Regions from separate parts of the Homo sapiens genome. Here all the other regions are linked to region 2. Evidence: chromatin contacts called from ENCODE Hi-C or POLR2A ChIA-PET data. All regions are on one chromosome and are shown on one strand. The core of a region is the stretch at or near the end of the contact, and the rest is flanking DNA. Distances in the headings are between cores, read along the strand shown.

The links. Hi-C counts contacts between places; a loop is a spot of excess contacts on that map. ChIA-PET counts read pairs that join two places held with the same protein, here RNA polymerase II (POLR2A). Pooled maps may share reads with other maps.
Region 1: a map of right cardiac atrium shows a loop between it and region 2 (6-fold over the local background). The contact joins two enhancer-like sites. A Hi-C loop is called at or near these places in 3 of 168 maps with a recorded cell type or tissue (CD4-positive, alpha-beta memory T cell, naive thymus-derived CD4-positive, alpha-beta T cell and right cardiac atrium) and 9 of 50 pooled maps. POLR2A ChIA-PET finds 5 or more read pairs at or near these places in 1 of 52 experiments (AG04449).
Region 3: a pooled map shows a loop between it and region 2 (2.0-fold over the local background). The contact joins two enhancer-like sites. A Hi-C loop is called at or near these places in 1 of 168 maps with a recorded cell type or tissue (naive thymus-derived CD4-positive, alpha-beta T cell) and 1 of 50 pooled maps. POLR2A ChIA-PET finds 5 or more read pairs at or near these places in 1 of 52 experiments (BJ).

What each region holds. Positions count from the first base shown.
Region 1 is chr1:66,444,063-66,447,796 of GRCh38, reverse strand. No RefSeq gene overlaps it. Among named protein-coding and RNA genes, the nearest start is that of SGIP1, 88 kb to the left of the region's middle. RefSeq lists enhancers at 1,107-1,156, 1,167-1,216. Within about 2 kb of position 2,161, at least 14 of the 41 ENCODE cell types and tissues checked have a DNase peak (open chromatin) inside an H3K27ac peak, as active enhancers do.
Region 2 is chr1:65,253,049-65,256,454 of GRCh38, reverse strand. No RefSeq gene overlaps it. Among named protein-coding and RNA genes, the nearest start is that of DNAJC6-AS1, 54 kb to the left of the region's middle. RefSeq lists silencers at 1,706-1,775, 1,866-2,365. Within about 2 kb of position 2,079, at least 14 of the 41 ENCODE cell types and tissues checked have a DNase peak (open chromatin) inside an H3K27ac peak, as active enhancers do.
Region 3 is chr1:66,348,951-66,352,196 of GRCh38, reverse strand. The region is part of intron 8 of PDE4B (phosphodiesterase 4B); the gene reads right to left. Among named protein-coding and RNA genes, the nearest start is that of SGIP1, 180 kb to the left of the region's middle. RefSeq lists enhancers at 177-226, 237-326, 1,919-1,968. Within about 2 kb of position 1,881, at least 24 of the 41 ENCODE cell types and tissues checked have a DNase peak (open chromatin) inside an H3K27ac peak, as active enhancers do.

The DNA of each region.
Region 1 (3,734 bases), core at 912-3,411, 1.2 Mb before region 2:
TTGTCAGTCTTGAGATCTCTGTTTTAATTTTAATGCTGGACAGTTGTGCCTGAATTCCAAAGAGAGGAGGGTGTAATGAGGCATGTCCAATTCCCCTGCCCTTCGCATCATGGCTGGAACTAGTATTTTATGTTTCTTTGGAATCCCCTTGGCTGACAGGAGGGGTCCATTGAGTTGGTTGGGGGGACTTAGAATTTTATTTTTGGTTTGCATTTCACATTCTTTTTCGGATCACTCCAATATCTGGTCTTTGAAAGTCTAATCTTTCATGTATTATTTCTGCTGTCTCTCATGTGCTCCTTGTGTGTTCTTTGGTTTTGGTTTTTCTGTTTTCGTTATGAGCTATATTTTATGGAATACAATCTGTAAGAATCCAATAACCTATATTGGAGGTGCTGATTGCAGCAATGTAAGTATTTATTTCCAGACAATCCCACCATATAACTCCCTCCTCTGCTCACTTGCTTACTGCTACGGCTGCCTGCTCAGGTTGTAGTTCATTGCTTCTGTTATTATTTACTTAACTCTTAGAGCCTCAGAAGTTTTCCCTCACTTTTTAATAAGTGTAACAATGCATTAAAATTATGTTTATTGTGTGTGTGTGTAATTCATCATTGGATTATAGGTCATTGGATTATAGGTCAGATACTTTTTGAGCCCTGAACATCATAGGCTGTCCTTTTCAAGACATCATATAATGTCCTATTCCATCATAAGAATCTTTCTCCAAAATTCCATGAGAATGACCTGAATCTTGATGTCTCATTCTCCAAGACTCAAGAAAGCACATATATTTGCATTCTCAGACTGATAGCAACTGAATGGTTATCATTCAAGGAGAACTTGTGAAAGCCTCCCCTTCCCCAGAAATGTCCACATCAGGAGCTTGGCGTTTAAGAGGTCTCTATGTTCTGGTATCTGAGCTGTCTGAGGGTCACTTTGGATTACAGATTCAGGAGTGAGAGGGACCTGGTAGTGAAGACCGCAGACTAGAGATGCTTGTAAGAATAACAGGGGGAGAGAGATTTCTGAAATTGGTATATGGATTTTTGTAATTAACATTTGCTATATCCCCAGTGTCTAGTATAAGCTCTGACAAATCAGAGACTTTAGAATAAATCCTTGTCGGTTGAATTAAAAAAATCATGAACCCTTTTTGAGCTTTAGCGACAGTATTGCTTTCTACCACTAGATGGTGGTGTAAAACCACTTTCTCTCTCTCTCAGGCACACAAAATGGCCTTCGTTGTTTTCTGGCCTTCCAAGCAGAAGATTCATCTCCCCAGTCTCAGCTTTTCAAATAATCTCAATCTGGATATCACGCGGCCTTTTCTTTCTGAGAAAAGCTTGAAATCTTTCAGATTCATTCTTGAAAGCTGTGATTTTTCCAGCAACACGTCTACTAATATTTGATTCACACTGGGAAGATTTCTATGGCTGTGACATCCAGAATGCAGATACATCTATGGAGCATGGTTGTTGTTGTTTTGGTCAGAGGTGGCAGTGTAGATTAATTAATGGAAAGAAAAGAAACCAGAAATTGTGAGATTTGGATACCAGACTCAACATCTCTGTGCCTTTCCTCAAATTAAAAATATCCAACTTGGCCGGTGATTTTCAAATTGTTCTCTTGTTCCACAATGACCTAAGGAAACTTCAGAGACAAGTCCAGCTGACAAGGTGTGTGCATGTGTGTGCGTGCATTTGCACATGTGTGTGCACATGTGTGTTTGGTGATTGGAGCAAGTATGAAAGGTTCAGTTATGTTGATGCCCCTCCTAGCCCTCACATTTGTGGTTCTAAGTTCTTTCGTTTTCATGATTGAATTTTTCACCCTGGTCTACTTGAGTGCATACTAAGAGATGTGGGGCTCTGGACCAGCCTGAAAGGAGACCCCTGCAGTCTCTGTTCATCTCCAGCACCCTCCTCTTCTCTCTCCTGGTTCTGTCTTTCTACTGTCTTGCTGAGCTCTTGCTGCCTGGCTCAAATAACTCAACACAGCAACAAGAGGTATTTGGAGAAGGGTTGGAGAGACAGAGTTTTCATGGCAGTGCAATTAATTGAAAAAGAAAAGAGCCAGTTCTTATAATGAGCCTGAGTAAGTACATAAACAGAAACTGAATGTCAAGACTCTCAAACAGGAAAGCGTCACCCCAGCAGGCTGTGCACAGAGGCAGGAACAAAGCCCACAGAGGCAGGAACAAAGCCCACAGAGGAAGAAACAAAGCACATAGAGAAGAGGGTCGCAAAGATGGACAGGTGGGACCATGAAGTTAAACAGCTCCACGAGCATGCTTTGAGTGTCTACTATGTGCTGGGCTCTAAGGATATGGAAACAAATGTAAGGAAATCTTAGGAATTGGGAGAGAGGTTCCAAACTAGAGAGCTACCAGGCCCTATTTAAGTGCTTTGACAGTAGGAGGGACAGAGTGCCAGGAAAATTCAGAGAAAAGGTACCAAATTTAGTGTTGGTGGGTTTGGGAGACTCCCTGAAGGAACTAATGCACAGAAAAAAAAAGGAAAGGAAAAGAAAGGAAAGGAAAGGAAAGGAAAGGAAAGGAAAGGAAAGGAAAGGAAAGGAAAGGAAAGGAAAGGAAAGGGAGGGGAGGGGAGGGGAGGGGAGGGGAGGGGAGGGGAGGGGAGGGGAGGGAAGGGGAGGAGAGGGGAGGGAAGGGAGAAGGGTGGGAGGGAGGGAGAAATAAAGAGAGAAAGAAGAAAAGTTTGTATGAGCTTAAAATTGTCTCTCTAATCCTTCTCCAAATACCTCTTTCCTGATGCTGACGTGTTGACTTATTTGGGCCAGGCAGCCAGAGCTCAGGGTGACATTAGAAAGACAGCACCACGGGAGGGAATAGGAAGGTGGTGGGGGTGAGCAGAGACCTGCATTCATTCTTAGCTAAAGGGTTATCTCTTTTCAGGAGAAATTTTTATCAGACTTCTTTAATATATATTTGGTAGTTGGTTTTATACAATTATGTAGTATTAATAGCTACTCTTCGTTAAGTTCTAAGCATAGTTCTAGGCAATTTACATACAATTCCACATTTAATCCTCACAACAATCCCTTGAGCTAGGCAGTAGTATCAAGATCTTTATGTTGAAAACTGTTTTATGGAAAATTTTAAGCTCACACCAACTTTCTTTCCTTCCTTCCTTCCTTCTTTCCTTCCTTCCTTCCTTCTTTCCTTCCTTCCTTCCTTCTTTCTTCCTTTCCTTTCTTTCTCTCTCTCTCTCTTTCTTTCATCTCCATTTTACCCATCACCCAGTATGAAGAGTTATCAACTTGGAGCCAATTGTGTTTCATCTAGGCCCCCCACACTTTCAGATGTCAGTAGTATGTTAAAGCAAATTCCAGATGTCTTGTCATTTTATCTGTACATCACTCAATATGTTAATCTAAAATATAAGGATACTTCGAAAAATGTGAACACGAGTCTACTTTCAGGGAAGGTGGAGTAGCAGGGATTGAATTTATCCTCCTGCCTGAAACAACAACAATAACAACAAAAGAAAAAAAAATACGTGAAAGAGTTTTTGAAGTTTCTAGACATCAGGCAATGAGGGACAGTGACACCTGAAGCAAGCAAGTTGAAGCCATTGCCAGAGCTTATTGCCTTGAGGAAGTCCAGGTGTGACCAGGGAGGAGGAACACAAGAGGAGCCTGATGGACTTCCAGAGCAGGGCTTTGTGAAAATTAATAATTTGATTATAGAATTCAAATGGAAGTGCAAATGA
Region 2 (3,406 bases), core at 830-3,329:
GGGGTTTCACCACCTTGGCCAGGCTGGGCTCGAACTCCTGACCTTAAGTGATCCGTCCGCCTGGCCTCCCAAAGTGCTGGGATTACAGGGGTGAGCCACTGCGCCCGGCCTCAGCAATAGTTCTTGATGACAGTATGGAAAGAATTTTGTTGGTGCACTGACTTTTAAAAAGTAGGAACACATACTTAAAAGCCGGCAAGATGACAATGACAAGCTGCAGAGTCTCCCTAACAACCACCAATAGAAAAGCTTGTTTCCAATGCAATAAATAAATATTTGAAAGATAATTATTGCTGGTCATTTTCAAATTTATTTTTATAATGCTTAATAGGTGCTAACACTTTATAACTACTAACTCGTTTAATTCATTAATTTATTTAATCCTCAAAACACCGGGGGTGGGTGAGGGGGACTATATCGATGGCAGGGTCCTGGTGCAATCTGGCTCTGCCCTGCATCCGGTCGGCCATTTTAGAAATAAGGCATGTCAACCCCCCAGAGGAAGGATCCTCAGATGATGGAAACAGACAAAAAGGACAAGACAAGACACATTCATAAGCAGTATCTACACAGTACCAAGCCCTGCACTTAGCCTCGTGGGGGATGCAAAGATGAAATGGATGAGAATGTGGAATCTTTAATACCAGATGAACAGTGACAAACGCTCTACAGGTGACGAAATGCTAAAGGAGGGGTTACAGGTGGCAGGAACCACAGAGATTTCAGCGAGGAGACTGCATTTGTGCTAGTCTTGGCAGGAGGGTAGGAATCCGGCAGGCTGAGATGCGAGCATGGACACTGCAGACAGAGAAAAGCCGGGAGCCCCCAGATCAGGTCACTTCCCTGCTTAGCACACTTCAGTGTTTTCCCAGCTCACGTAGAATAAAATCCGAACTCCTCTTCATGTTCTGCCCAGACCTCGATCCAGGCCCTGCATCCCTCTCTTTCCCCTTGCTCAATTCAGGCACTCTGGGAACCTTTCCACTTGCTATTCTCTATTACTCGGCTTCACGCTAGAGTAACTCCTAGTCAGTCCTCGGGTCTCCGCTGACTTGCAATGCCTCGGAGAGGCCTTCCCAGTCCGCCTGCCATGGAAGCTCGGGGACCTGCCTTTTTTCCTCTGTCAGCAGACTGATTCCCTCTAAGCGCACATAGCAATGTGTACCGGGCTTTCTCTGTTTTGCGTGTGTAATGTCTGTCTTCCTCTCTAGAAGTAGTTCCAAGATCCGGGCTTTGCCCATCGTGTTCTCCGGCCAAGGCAGATGGAGGGGCTCGATAAAAATTGTGGAATGAATGAATGGAGTGAGTCAGTGATTGGCTGTGAGTTGAGGCCCTGGCGAGGACAGGACTGAGTGTGCTTGGAAATAGTTTATCGTGGCGAGAGCTTCGAAATCACCGCAGGCAGGTAGAGAGGAGGTGGGTACAGGGCGGGAGGACCTTGAAGGGAGCCTCGGGTTCTGATTCATTCCCCCAGTAGGCACTGCATTGCAGGCGCCAGGCCAGGTGCTGGGGGCCGGGGACAAGCTAACCTCAGTGAGGCTGTGTCGCCGCGCCACCGTGGCTTCCCTGTGTCCAGAGCCAAAGCAACGAGCAGGGGCTAGAGGAAAGGAGACTGTGCCGACATCAGCCCCTGCGCTTCCCCAGCGGTCCCGGTACCCGCGACCGAGGGTCGGGTTCGGGCGTCGCCTAGGCATCCAGGCTCCCAGGGCCGGGAACGCGACCCGAGAGACCGCCGGGGACGGCCCCGCCGCCGCTGCGCCCCTGCCTCAGGGTAACAGGTCCCGACCGGCCGCGCCCACACTCACCCTGCGCCGCCTGGCGAGCTGAGCGTGGCCTCCACAGCCGCCGGGTCGCCTTCCACGGCCGCCGCAAGGAAAACAGCTTCCGGCTCTTCTGGCCTCCCTTCTCAGTGGCGCCCATCGGTGCGCCGCGCCCTCCCCCGCCGCGGTCGCCCGAGCCGAGCGCCACCGCTCGCCGCCGCCGCCGCGCGTCTGCCAGGTGCCGGGCCGCTGCTGGGAGATGCGCGCCGGGGGCGGAGCTTGGGGCCGGGAGCCGTGGCTGGCGCCGACAGGGGAGGCTGCCCGGCTCCGCCCACACGGCGGCGCCTGGCGCCCGAGGCGTGCGGGTGCGCGCGGGCCCGCGCCGCTCACTCGGGGGGCACCGTTAGCACCCTTTATTAACACAGGAGTCCTAGGGGGCTCTCACCCGTTTTATCTCCCTGTTACAAACCATACACTCCACACTCCGAGAGGGTAAGGCATCTGCCCACAATCACACAGCGCTAAAGAAATTCCAGAGCCCTAGACTCTGACGATGTTTACTCACACCGTGCTACCGCCTCAAAATGAAACATCACGTTAGAACGTGGTTTTAGTTCTGACAGATATTCCTGTTTTCCTAATACAAGAGATTACTAGTCACCCACATGATTTTTTAAGAACTTGTTCTATGTCCAGTTACTTTTACACACATTTCATGAAACCTCATTGCAACCCCGTGGTGTGGGAGGCGTTTCCCATTTTCCAGATGAGGAAACTGAGATGGCAGAAGTGAGGCTCCCTCACCCCATCCCCATGCCATCACTGGTCTCTGTTGAGATTTTGCTTGGAATTGGGAGAGACTGAGAGGAAGATCAAAACCAATGCCCTTGAACACGACCTGGCTGCAATAATAATAGCTAATATTTATAGAATGCTTTTTATGTGGCAGATTTTACATACATCATCTTATTTAACCCCTCCAGTAATACTCGTGGGGCAGAAACAATCTCCAAACTCAACAGATAGGGAAACCGAGCGTCAGAGAGTACAGGTTAGATATCTAAAACCTCAGTAAAAAGGTTTTATGTTAGGTCAAATTATGAAATTGCCATTTTTGTAGGCCCAAATAATATCAGACAAGAGCTTCTATCGGTGACCAAAATTAAAATCACCAGTGGAGATCGGACACGGTGTCTCACGCCTGTAGTCCCAGCACTTCAGGCGGCTGAGGCAGTCGGATCACTTGAGCCCAGGAGTTCAAGAGCAGCCTGCACAACAAAGCAAAAACCCGTCTCTACCAAAAATGCATACACACACACACACACACACACACACACACACAGACACAAATTAGCCAGGCATGGTGGCACACACCTTCAGTCCCAGCTACTCAGGAGGCTGAGGTGGGAGAATCACCTGTGCCCAGCGAGTTAGAGGCCGCAGTGAGCCGAGAAGGTGCCACTGCACTCCAGCCTGGCTGACAGAGTCACGTTATCTAAAAAAAAAAAAAAAAAAAAAAAAAAAAAAATCACCAGTGGAGACAGGTGAAAATCGAATGCCTGCAGATGTGATATGCTGAGAAAGACACATCATCTATGGAGTATTCTGGCCAAACATGCACAGCATGAAGCTAATCATGGGGAAAC
Region 3 (3,246 bases), core at 632-3,131, 1.1 Mb before region 2:
TGCAAATGGAGGTCACTTAGTGTCAGAAACTAACCTAGTCCTTTAAATGTTGCTTAGCAACAACTGTTGGTTTTCCTCCTCCATAAGGGAGGGCCCAACCACACTGATGTGAAAGCAATCATTGCTCTCATCAAAAAGCACTTATGAAGGGCCCATTTATGTTGGGCTCTGTACAAACTAAGAAAGGCAGACATGGCCTTCAAGGAGCAGACGGCGGGGGGTGGAAGGGTATCTTTTACATTCTAGTATATGTAGAGTCCAGTTAGTATGACTAGTGTTTAACTGTGTGATGAGACACATTAAGAAATAGAATAGATATGAATTATGTTTGAAGTTAAGCCTGAGGAGACAGTTGAGGAGCTAGGCTTAGTTGGGCTTTCAGCATCTGACTCCCACATGGGAGTGTTTCTGTTGAGCCAGAGGCAGCCACAATGTAGTAGACAAATCTTGACTTTTCATTCTCAGCTCTCACTCTCCTGTGTAGTTACATCACCTCTCATGTGTAAAATGAGAATGATCAACCCTAACATTTCATACTTGTATGATAAATTCTGTGGCTGCCTCCTACAGTTTGGACACATTATTTACCAGCAACCAAGACTTCCCAGAAAACAAAACTCCCTCTACATGACTGAGGAAAACAACTCAAATTGAAAATGCTTCAGACCATAACAAAGGAAGGGAAGCATTTATCATCCCTCAGAGTTTCATAGTGTAAGACTTTTGGAATCTATTTATTAAGTTACACGTTTCATCCAGACTCGAAGGTAAAATAGCTCCTGGGTAAAACTGTGTCCCAAGGAGTTACTGGATTGGAAGGAAATGGGCATTATTTACTTTATTAAATTCAGTAGAGAAATCCACAAACAGGAACACATTATTTTAAAGATAAATGTGTCTCTACCATCTCATGTACACAGATACTATTTTCCCTAAGAATCTGCCTTCACAGGAAAACCCTGTTACAGCCTACCTAGAAATAATGTCCCCAGAGGAAATGGCCAATGCCCCTTTTCAACACAGACAAGCAAAATTTGTGAATAAACTCTAATAAAAAATTCCTCCGATGCCTTCTTAAGCTTATGCCCAACATTAGATTCACATACACTGCTAGAAATTGCTTCTATTTTTTGAAAAGGGAAGAAGGTATATTTTCTAGATATGTGATTTAATATTATTGGCCTAGAATATACCTTTTCTATAAAATTGTCTGATTTTTGGAATAAGTTCCTTTAATAGTGAAAAGTTATTTTAAAAGTAGAGAATAGGTAATAAAAGCTAAAATTCAATTACACTTGATAGGAACATTTTGTTTGATGGCTTCAATTTTTCTTTAGTTTTAACACTGCATACAGAGATTATTTCTTCTGAGCCAGTTTCTTCTGAAGTGATAGGACACTTCTTCACTTTTCTATATTTCTCATGGGAGAATTAGTTTGAGCTTTATGCAAAGATCCGCAGGCAAGATAGGCACTATCTTGGTAATGAGTTCTTAGTTAAACTAATCACATAGGAGGAGTGAACTGGAATGATCGCAGGCTCTTCTCAAATCTAAAATTTGGGGATTTTATGTTTTTGAGAATAAAACAGTCCAGAATAGTGATAACACAGGAAGCTAGTATAAAGCCCATGAAAGAGCTTCTTCTAAGACTAATTTAGGCCTGTTGAGGGTGACCTGAAAATCACTTAGGAGTGACTCCTAAGTGATTAAAACTATTCTTCACCCTATCAAAGACTAGCTAAAGCAGGTACCTTCCTCTCATGGATAACCTCAGGATGAGGTCAGTAGGAGAAAACTGTAAGAACAGAGAATAAAAAGGTGTCAAAGAGAGGAAGGCAGCCCCAGCAGTTAGTTACTCTTGTGGGTGGCCGTCTACGCAGGAGCCCAGCTGTGAGACAGGCGCCTTATTGTGTGGGATCTTCCTGTTTTTGCAGAATGAAACAACTGCCGAAGTCATTAAAGTCACAATGACTTTATTAGGGACTAACTTTTGACTCATGTTTTATACTTTGTTAGTCATAACTTAAAAAGAATTCCCGGGCATCAGGAAAGTGAAGGGGCTGAAAATTCCTCCTGAAGGCACAGAATGCCTTCAGTGCATTCTGTGCCTTCAGTGGTAGAAAGAAGTCGAAACTGCAGTGGTACAGTTTAGTGAGAAATGAAGTAAACAGAGTCTGTCCCTGTCTTAGCTCTGGCCCTAAGCAAATATGTAATCTTGGGTAAGCTGAATTAACTTCTTGGGGCTCAGTTTCTTTAGTGGTAAAATGGCTAGCTTCTAATCTTCCTTTTGACTTTCAGGAATTTTGCATGGGAAGAAATGAAGACCCAAAGAAGTAAAGCAAATCTAAGTTTTAAATGAAAAAGAAATAAACAGAATGAGGGATATAGTGTGCTTGTCTAAAACTCCTTATGAAACTAACAATTTCCACAATTCTTAACATTTCAGATTATTTGACAATGTGCATCTCATCTCTTCCCTCCTTTTTGTGTTTCCCTATAAACTCTACCAATCATTTGAAACTTGATGTCCAGTTTCTTTATTGACAGGTTTGTCTTATTTGAAAAGCAAGTGCAATTGAATTGAGTTGGTAACATGGTCAAAGAAGTAATAATGGACATGCAATTGTCCATTAACGTCTGCTTAATCAGCTAGTGTTCCATAATGGGTCATCTTAGCAAACAAGTTCTGCTGTACTAACATCTGCAGCAAACCTTTGGTGTGCCAGGGAACAAACACAGTGAGATCATTCTCACTGTCCATGTGCCAAATCAGAAAGAAACTCTTCTAAACATGTTAGAATTGAGTGCTTCTTGTCTTAACTGCTCAGCAACGTAGTAATCAATAGGTAAGTATACAACGAAAAACAAGCATGAATATATCTACCATTATTCTGCATCAAAAATTATGATGAAGCAACAATAGAATCAATTCTACTTGCTAGTTAGAGGACAAGTCTCTGCTCAAGTGACATATTAAAAGGCAAAGCAGGGAAAAACCATTAATGCCTTCATACAGAATTGAAAAATATCAAAAGATCAAACAAATTTGAATATAGCTGCTCTATAACTAATCTCCTAAATGAGATTAGGGCTTGAACAGCTCCCCAAATTATTACATATTTCTTCCTATCTATCTAACCCTTTTCTGCTGTCCATTTTTCTCAGAATTTCTGAAAACTTCTCAAGAGATGATATAACACACATTATTGGAACACTAAAAAATTGACGTTTCCTAGACCCAAAGT